2 separate regions of the Mus musculus genome follow, and region 1 is linked to region 2. The links are chromatin loops, found by intact Hi-C in ENCODE. Cell type or tissue: heart. All regions are shown on one strand. Each heading gives the region's core, and the rest is flanking DNA. Links, peaks and the distances in the headings are about the cores only. Region 1 holds the start of Sfrp1 (secreted frizzled-related protein 1). Region 2 has its middle 30 kb from the start of 4930413E20Rik.

Region 1 (4,386 bases), core at 207-4,206, 94 kb before region 2:
ACCCAGAGCTTTCCCAAGGTGAGAAATGAAAGGCAGGGTACAAAGCTATACTCTGTTCCTGCTCACCTAAACTGTTAGGGCTGGAAGAAGCCAGGGCATTCTCCTGGTCCACAGTTCCGAAACTCTGAAGCCAAGGCTTCTGGGAGCGGCTCTAGGACAACAGCATTTTAAACACCCTTTGTTCTAGAATTTTCTCCCGGGCATATACTATCAGAGAAGGGGAGATTAGAGTTTAAAGTATGAGAGATCTGCTGACCTGAAAACTAGGGAGTAGGCGCAGACTGCCTTGGCTGACACTGTGCTGTAGTGTGGTCTACAGGGACATTCTCCATCTCAATGCGATGGACATCCATCAGTGGGATCAAGACTCAGAGGCCTCCCTTCCCAGCTGGACCTTAGGAGTCAGAAATACACAACTACTAACATTCCTTACCCAACATGATAGCTGTGCCCATAGCTTAGCCCCAGAGGGCAAAGCATAGTTGTGACCACGGGGGGGGGGGGGGGACGACGACGACGACTACGACATCTAAGTCAACAATGCTGACTGGACATAGGTTAGTTCTTCCTAGAATGGATTGATGAAGACCTCCAAAGCCACCAGAGGTGGATTCACTTGCACTCATTCCCAGCAGGGTAACAGAGGATAGACCCACATCCTTCTATTTGGGAGAACTGTACACAGGTGAGTGAGGGGTGAGTGGGTTAAATCTTGAGACTACGTTAAAGTAGAGGGCAAAGGCTGTTTATCTACCAACATGAATATTTCCAGTGAAGACGCGAACTTGGAAAGAATTTGAACTCAGAAAGAGGATCTGGTCTGGGGAGAGTACCAGGACCCTCTAGCAAGCAGTTCCAGCCCTGACTGCCACTGAATTGAGACACAGTTGCCTAGTCTCCTGCCCTCTGTGCTGGCTGAAGAATGTGATTCCTTAGCTCCTCGGGGAGGAGAGCACTGCGGGCTGTTTCTTGATTAACCCTTGGCCATCCACAGTCTTGCTCCGCATGGACTTTCTCCCTTACCCAAATGTGCCTGTTTGGTTTGGGCATCTTTCATCAGCCTAGGAAGGACAGGCATGTTGACCGCCTGCTGCAGCTGCTTCCCGCAGTAGAGTCACAGCATCAGCGTGTGTATGATTGCTTTAAGAAGGGATCCCCGCATCTTTGCAAGTTCCGGAGCTTTTACTCGGAAAGGAGAAATTGGGTCTATTGAGTGGAAAGCAAGACTCCCCAGAGCTTTATAAACCAGCCGCCTGGGCCAGCGGCATCTCCCACTGTGTTGGGCTTTGCAACTAGGAGTGGCGACCCATTTGCCACCCAGTACCGCAACACACTGCATCCTCTGCTGCCCCTCCACCCACTATGAAGAACACAGAATGAGGTGATCCAGAGAACTTCTCCGGCTGCTTGTGCGGTCTCCTCTCTACTCTAGATCCCACCCCTAGCTCTCTGAATGTAAGGGGAGTATTTGGAACACTCAAGCAATTCCCAGGAAGTGAGTAGTGGGTGTGTGTGGTCAGGGGTGGGGGAGGCTAGAGGACGACTTAGTTATTCTTTCTTGCCTGGCTTCTGCCTTATGCGGGAGGGGGTGACACACCTTTGGTTTTTGACCTCTGAATTAGCATGTGTATCTTGAGTTGGTATCCACCCACCCAGTACTGCTGGTATTTTTAGTGCTTTGGCTTTCTAATCCACAAACGCGTCTGTGTGTGTGTGTGTGTGTGTGTGTGTGTGTGTGTGTAAGTTTGTGCACATATGTGTTGTCTGCAGAGCTGAGACTTGAGTAGGGTCTTAAAAACATCGTTTAAAAACGTCAACTGTCCTTGGGAGCTAATACCCACATGATCAGTGCTCTTCTCCGCAGTGAGCCCCTTTCCCGTTCTACCTTCGGTCACCTGGAACACAGCCACAAACACCACCTTCTCTTAGTCTTTGCAAAAGCCCAGACTCCCCGGGAATTTAAAAGAGCTCCCTAAATTCAGCCTGCCCATCCGAGCAGCTGGGAAGCAGCTAAGATTAAAACCGTGGAGCGAAGGGCTGCTGGTCTGTTGCGTTGTTCCTTGGAACTAGGAAAAGAAGTAGAAAAAAGTCTTCACAACTGCATCAATTTGCAAGTATTATGAAGAGTCCTTTTTTTTTTTTTTAAACAAACCGACTCACTCTAATTACAGCGTCCAACTCCGACTCCACCCACCCCGCACTTCTAACTACTCTCTCCCTTTTGCTTTTGCCTCCTTCGAAAGTACTTGCTTAGTTTTTGGTTTTGCTTTTTAAGGGGTGTTGACCTGGGTCTAGTTCTAGTAAACCGATCCTTCTGGCCGGCGCGGCGATTGGTTAACTGCGCGGCTGACTGACGCGGTGTGGAGAGCGGCTCCCGGCAGCGCGGAGCTGATTGGCTGCGCGCGGGGAGATCCAGGGCTCGGCCACCCGCACACCGCGCATTCGAGCTGCAGCGTCGCAAGTAGGTGCAGCAGCCCGCAGCCCGCCGCGCCTCTGCGAGCCGGGACAGCACTCGGCCCCGCGCGCTCCCCGCCCCGCGCCAGCCCCGCCGCGGCGACCTGCTGCAGCGGAGGACCCCATCGATCGGAGACCCGGGGAGCAGCGCGCAGCCGCCGAGCCGGACGGGGCCCGGCACTGCGCCTTTGTCCCCGGAGGCTCCGGGAAGTTTGCAGCGGGACGCGCGCGTGAAGGCAGCGTGGGCAGCCCCGACGTCGCCGAGCAACATGGGCGTCGGGCGCAGCGCGCGGGGTCGCGGCGGGGCCGCCTCGGGAGTGCTGCTGGCGTTGGCCGCCGCTCTGCTGGCCGCGGGTTCGGCCAGCGAGTACGACTACGTGAGCTTCCAGTCCGACATCGGCTCGTATCAGAGCGGGCGCTTCTACACCAAGCCCCCGCAGTGCGTGGACATCCCGGTGGACCTGAGGCTGTGCCACAACGTGGGCTACAAGAAGATGGTGCTGCCCAACCTGCTGGAGCACGAGACCATGGCAGAGGTGAAGCAGCAGGCCAGCAGCTGGGTGCCGCTGCTCAACAAGAACTGCCACATGGGCACCCAGGTCTTCCTCTGTTCGCTCTTCGCGCCCGTCTGTCTGGACCGGCCCATCTACCCGTGTCGCTGGCTCTGCGAGGCCGTGCGCGACTCGTGCGAGCCGGTCATGCAGTTCTTCGGCTTCTACTGGCCCGAGATGCTCAAATGTGACAAGTTCCCCGAGGGCGACGTCTGCATCGCCATGACCCCGCCCAATACCACGGAAGCCTCTAAGCCCCAAGGTAAGGGTATGCCTTCCCACGCCCGCGAACCCCCGCGCCCATCCGCACTGGCCCAGGGCTGTAGAGGGGGAAAGCTCAGGAGCCGCGCACCGCAACCCGCAAGGTGTGCAGACCCGATCCCTAAAGCTTCTGGGAGGCCCAGGCATCGCTTGGCGCTTCTCCCGCTCCAGGTACTCCCTGATGGCTGGTGAGCCTCGGCCGTGGGGGGGGGGGGGTTGGGGGGGGCGAGGGGAGACCTGGAGCTGCTCTTCCTAAGCTCCAGTCTGGCGTTTTCCATACCTGAAAGAAAGCAAAGCTTAGGTTTTAAATAAAAGGACGTCTATCTCTTCAGAGAGAGTGCGGTGTCCTGTTCCAAAACTGTTAACATCCGAGACAGACACTGCTCCCTTGGAAAACCACTCGCTCAAACTACAACAACAAACAAACAACCCCAAACGTAAGACGGAGGGATTTATTTTCATAAGTTTGTAATTTTTTTCTCTAAAAACAAAACCATCAACAAGAAATCCTCTTTGCTCAGCTTATCTTCCAGTCGTGTTGCAGATCTGGAAGAGGAAAGAAGTTTAGAAAGCGCAACTTCTCTTTCTTCCCCTCTAAATTCAGGCAGCAACCTTGAGTTTAGCAAACCAAGGGGGATGCAAAAACCTCTGGTGCCCCAGCCTTGCTTACCCCCTGCTTCTCTCCTTCACACAAATCCTTGGGTAATTAGAAAGATAAAAATGTAATTAGCTCATTGTTTATCTCCTCCTGGAAGGGTGAGGACCTGCAAATTGGGTGCTGCAAATACTGAACCCTGGGGGGCCCGAATTTCTCTTGGGAACCCTGTATTTAAAGGGAAATTTTCATGTGAGAGGGAAAAAGAAAATCTGGAGACTCAAACAAAATCAAACTAGAAACACACACAGAACTCATAGCTGCACCACAGCATGCTGGTGGTATGAATCCTGACTGTGTTCATTCCTGTGAGGCGAGCCTTAGGAGTATATAACATATATTCTTGTCCAGTGGCCCTTGTCACAGAAGTGGGCACCTCCTGGCCATTTCTGAAGGGGAGACTTTACTTATCTTCGAGTGTTGAGTGTCTTGGCTTTCTGAAGCAGGGTCTTAGTCTCTTGGTGT
Region 2 (4,386 bases), core at 241-4,240:
TTGCTCCACAGTTTCAAAGTTGTGCTAAGACAAGGCAATGAGTGATAGGATTTGTCAGTTTTGTGAAGCTAAGAAGACAATGCCAAGCTTGCAGGAGAGACTCTAAAGTACTAGAGATGCCAGGACTATTGTACATACACCGAAGAAGGTTTGAGCATGGATTGGAGCCAACCCAGAAGGGACTCCATGTGAACCCCAGTCTTTAGGAGCCCAGTTGATTACACTAGAAGTCCCAGTTGCTGGACATGAATTGGGAGGATTTGGTGTTTGCCTGGCTGGGTTTTAGTTTACTTTTTTGTTGTGCTTGTCTCTTGCGACACCACAAGTCTTCCATTTTGGAATAGGAATATTTACTCTTGCCACTATATATTGGAAGTGTGTTAACTTTTTTCGGTTTTATAGGAGCTTACATTTCAGAGACTTTGGGCTTTTAAAGTGCTAGAGTTTAAAGTGCTAGAATGTATTACTATGCATAAACTGAATGCATCTACACTATGAGGTGGCCATGAGCTTACAGAGAGGAGTACAAGGAGTAAATATGAAGTGTTTCCATGTTGTGATGACAAGGGATAGAGTTGTGATGGTTAGTGTTGACTATTATCTTGTCAGGATCTAGAATCACATGGAAGATGGACCTCTGTGCATGCCTATGGTGGGTTATCTTCGATTGCATTAATTGAGTTGGCAAGAGATGTCCATTGTGAGTCATACCATTCCCTAAACAAGGACTCTATAAATGAAGAAAAAGACCTTAGCAGTAGCTGATGAGCTACCCTGTCTCCAACTTTGGCTTGAAAGCCAACTTATAGTAAAGACAAACTAGGTCCATTCCTGTTTATGATTTACTCTCTTTCTCTTTTTAAAATTATTTATTTTATGCATACGAGTACAATGTAGCTGCCTTCAGACACACCAAAAAGGGCATAAGACCATCAGACCTCATTAAGATGGTTGTGAACCACCATGTGGTCGCTGGGAATTGAACTCAGGACCTCTAGAAGAGCAAGTCAGTGCTCATAACTACTAAGCCATCTCTAAATCTCTTTCTCAAGGATTGGGCAATGTCTCTTCTGAAATTTTAGCTACAAATGGTTTTGTCCTGCCTGTTCCACAAGATGGCAACTATGTCTTTGTTCCAGATAACCATCTTGCAACCCAACCTTTGTTTCAAAAGTTGTTATGACCATATTGTTATGGCCACATTGTTATGAGCACCTTGTTATGACCGCCCTGCAATCATGTCTTTGTTTCAGGAGACCATTCTGACCACCTTGTTAGGCTCCTCTGTAACCGCCAAACCCAGCATCTGGAACCCCTCTACTCCTAATTATAAAAGCCCTTATTTTACTTTGTCCAAAGCTGATCTCTTGAAACCTACCTGTAGGGAGAGACAATCCATGCATACAAATAAAAAAGCTTACTTTAATTCATTTGGCCCTGATAATTTGGGTTGATGGTCTTTCTGCTCACATCTGGGGGATTAGTGGTAGCAAGCTTTCACTACTCTCTGTTCCTGATTATGTAGGCAATGAGACCTGATTGCTTCAAGCTCCTACTATCTTTAGTTACCCAAGGTGATGAACTGTAGTCTTCCAACCTTGACTTAGAGCAAAGCCTCCGTCCTTTAAGTTCCTTTTGTCAGGGTATTTAACACAGCCCCAGGAAAAGAAAGTAACACAAATACATTGGCAAGTAAGTTTACAAAAGAACAAATAAAGTGATGGCTACAATTTAACAAAACTAGGCAGCTGTGTCTTTAGTGATGCACAAAGGACCTGGCAGAAGCAGCCAGTGGCTTCCCTTAGCCTAGGCGTAGATAATTACAGCCTTACAGATGATGTTTCTGCAGTCCTTTCCCATGGGGTTTGCTCTGCAAAGGAATGTGTCATGCCATCAACCCCAGCTCTTTTCCAAGGATAAATGTTCCCCTGACGAAAAGAGTCCCCACCACCCTTCGTTTAGCTATCGGGAACAGTTCTGTTTATCCAAATCCTGTCTCTAAGTAGCCAACATGAAGGTGCCGGGTAATAACCCCTACTGTACTTAATCGCTTCCACATGGTCCTTCACTCCACCTAAGATTGTTTTAGCTGCTAATTTTCAAAGTCCCCCTCTACCCAGCCCCCCCCGGCCCACGCAGGACCTCAACTCTGCCATGTGCCCCACAGCTTTCCCCTTCCAGAAATCTCTCCGTGTGTCTATTCCACAGCCGCGCAGGGCTAGGCTAGGGTGGGAGGTGCTGGGAGTATGTTCTTAATTTTTCTCCCTGTAAGTCCTCTCTCTGCCAAAGCCCTTGGCCAGGATCCAGAAATGGCACATTTAATAATACCTAGTGTGTTCGGGTGATACTTCATAATTACATCGGTGCGGGTGAAATTGTTGCCTTGAGGATAATTCCTGACCATAATGTAAGTGGACAGCCTTGTGGCCCCCGCACGCCCCCTACTGGGAGATCAGAGAGTCAAGAAGGAAGAAGAGAGGAGCAGAAAGGAAGAAGAAAGGGATGTGAAGTCTACCCGCCTGCCTTTGGTAGGGGAAAGGAGACAAGTTTATTAAAGGGAAAGACTTTTAAGGCCCAAGGACAGGAGATGGGAGAGTAGATGGCACCATGGCTGGTACCTGGGTTTGTGATCCGTTCTTTGATTATTTCTTTACCCACTAATGGTCCTCACAGTGTGCTTTCTTTAAGGTACTCACCATCCGGGCTCAGACCTGAGACCCGAAGGGAATATAAAAGGAGAAGGGTCCAGGAAAGACTGTGCTACGTGAAGGGACAATGCCTGATAACAACGGCAGGGCCACTTGGTACTGTGGCATATGGCCAACTCCTTGGCCATAGCTTCAGAACATGTGCCAGCAGGGCCACCTAAGAAGCAGCTGCTCTTAAGTTTGGTTGAAACCGCTTGGGGACAAATGTTCTAATGGGCTTTAGTTGCCAGGCCTTTCAATAAGCCTTGCTGCTTGTCAGCAGCACACACTTCAGACGTGTGTCGCTGTAAGACCGCTTCTCCAAGTGGCTCTCATTCTAGATCCGAAGTACGGATGCGAGGTGCCAGGACACAGCTTTAGCCCCAGGAAACTGTCATCACCCACAGGAGACATCTCTCTATGGCCATTGCTCAAGAACCCATGCGCCCAAGACCACAGCAGAGCCCACAATGCAGACAACTTGGAGAATCAAGGCTACAAAGCTCCAGAGAGCACCTGCTGGTCACTCTTGGACTCTGCTCTGAGCTGGTGACAGCAGCTTTGTGCCTTATCATTTTCCTGGATTTCCAAACAATTCAGGGAGGATCATGATGGTTTCAGCCCAAAGGAACTTTAAAGTCCAAGATGTGATTTCTTCAGAACAAAAGACGTAAGGATGACATTATCGAGAACTCTGCCCCAGTCCCTGTGTTCAGATGCCAAGTCTCCAAACAAAGCAAAACAAAAACCGAAAAGGAGAATGAAAACAAGATGAGCTACTGCGAGCCAACATGGTGGGTCCTAGATGAGCTACTGTGAGCCAACATGGCAGGTCCTGGCAACCATTCAACCAAGATGAGCTACTGTGAGCCAACATGGTGGTTCCTGACAGCCATTCAACTTGACTTCATTATTGCCACCTTCCTTCTTGGGTCACTGAGGCTCCAGAGAGTAAATACTTGCAGCAAGTGGCTGACAGAGACATTTATCTCTTTCTAACTCTGATTAGGAGGCTGAGAAGTCCAAGAACAGGGTGTCATTGGACTCCTGTGCAGAGAGAACCCCTTCTCATTGCTACTTTATCGTCACACATGTCTCCTATGGTGGACCACTCCAGAGAGCCTTCCAGAACCTGACTTAAATTTTTTTATTAAATATTCTTTGAGATTAGAATATAATTACATCATTTCCCTCTCCCCTTTCCTTCCTTCAAACATTCTATACACCCCTTTGATTCTCTTTCAAATTCAAGGCCCTTTTTTCTTTAATTGCTGTTTCATATATGTGTGTGCATGCATGTATATACTTACATGTATGTGTATGTACACACACACACACACACACACACACATTTTCCTGATCTTGCCAAGTCTACCAGAACAAAAATTCCTTGCAGCTCACTGAATCCCGAGCGTCTAGCCTTAAAGCCCACTGATGAATAAGTAAATCAGTGCATTAGAAACTGATTAGTTAGCTGGGCACAGCAGTTCATGCCTGCAATCCCAGCCCTTAAGAAGCTGGGGCAGGAAACATGCTATGAGTTTGAGGCTGCACTGAACTACATAGTTTCTAGACTAGCCTATGCTACAGAGCAAGGCTTTGTCTCAGCAAACAACAGCAACAGTAATTTAAATTAATTGGATCAAAAGCATCAGAAAATAAGTTCTGAAAGGATTTCCAACCATATTAGTTAAGTTTA

Evidence for each region. Peaks named below come from ENCODE experiments on the same cell type or tissue, not always from the same donor. Only the 100,000 strongest peaks of a DNase experiment are listed, where the experiment ranks them.
Region 1: a loop joins it to region 2, with 1.9 times the contacts of the local background. A loop is called at or near these places in 3 of 42 quality-filtered maps.

Annotation. Positions count from the first base shown.
Region 1 is chr8:23,409,062-23,413,447 of GRCm38, forward strand. Sfrp1 (secreted frizzled-related protein 1) reads left to right here and starts at 2,441. Exons shown (of 3, transcript NM_013834.3): 1 at 2,441-3,267. The coding sequence starts at 2,724. In heart, for the core only: no CTCF peak of the experiment used is centred there; DNase peaks (open chromatin) are centred at 2,350, 3,090 and 3,210; H3K4me3 peaks cover 3,334 bases; H3K27ac peaks cover 2,644 bases; H3K27me3 peaks cover 800 bases.
Region 2 is chr8:23,502,594-23,506,979 of GRCm38, forward strand. No RefSeq gene overlaps it. Among named protein-coding and RNA genes, the nearest start is that of 4930413E20Rik, 30 kb to the right of the region's middle. In heart, for the core only: a CTCF peak has its summit at 2,446 (motif pointing left); a DNase peak (open chromatin) is centred at 2,398.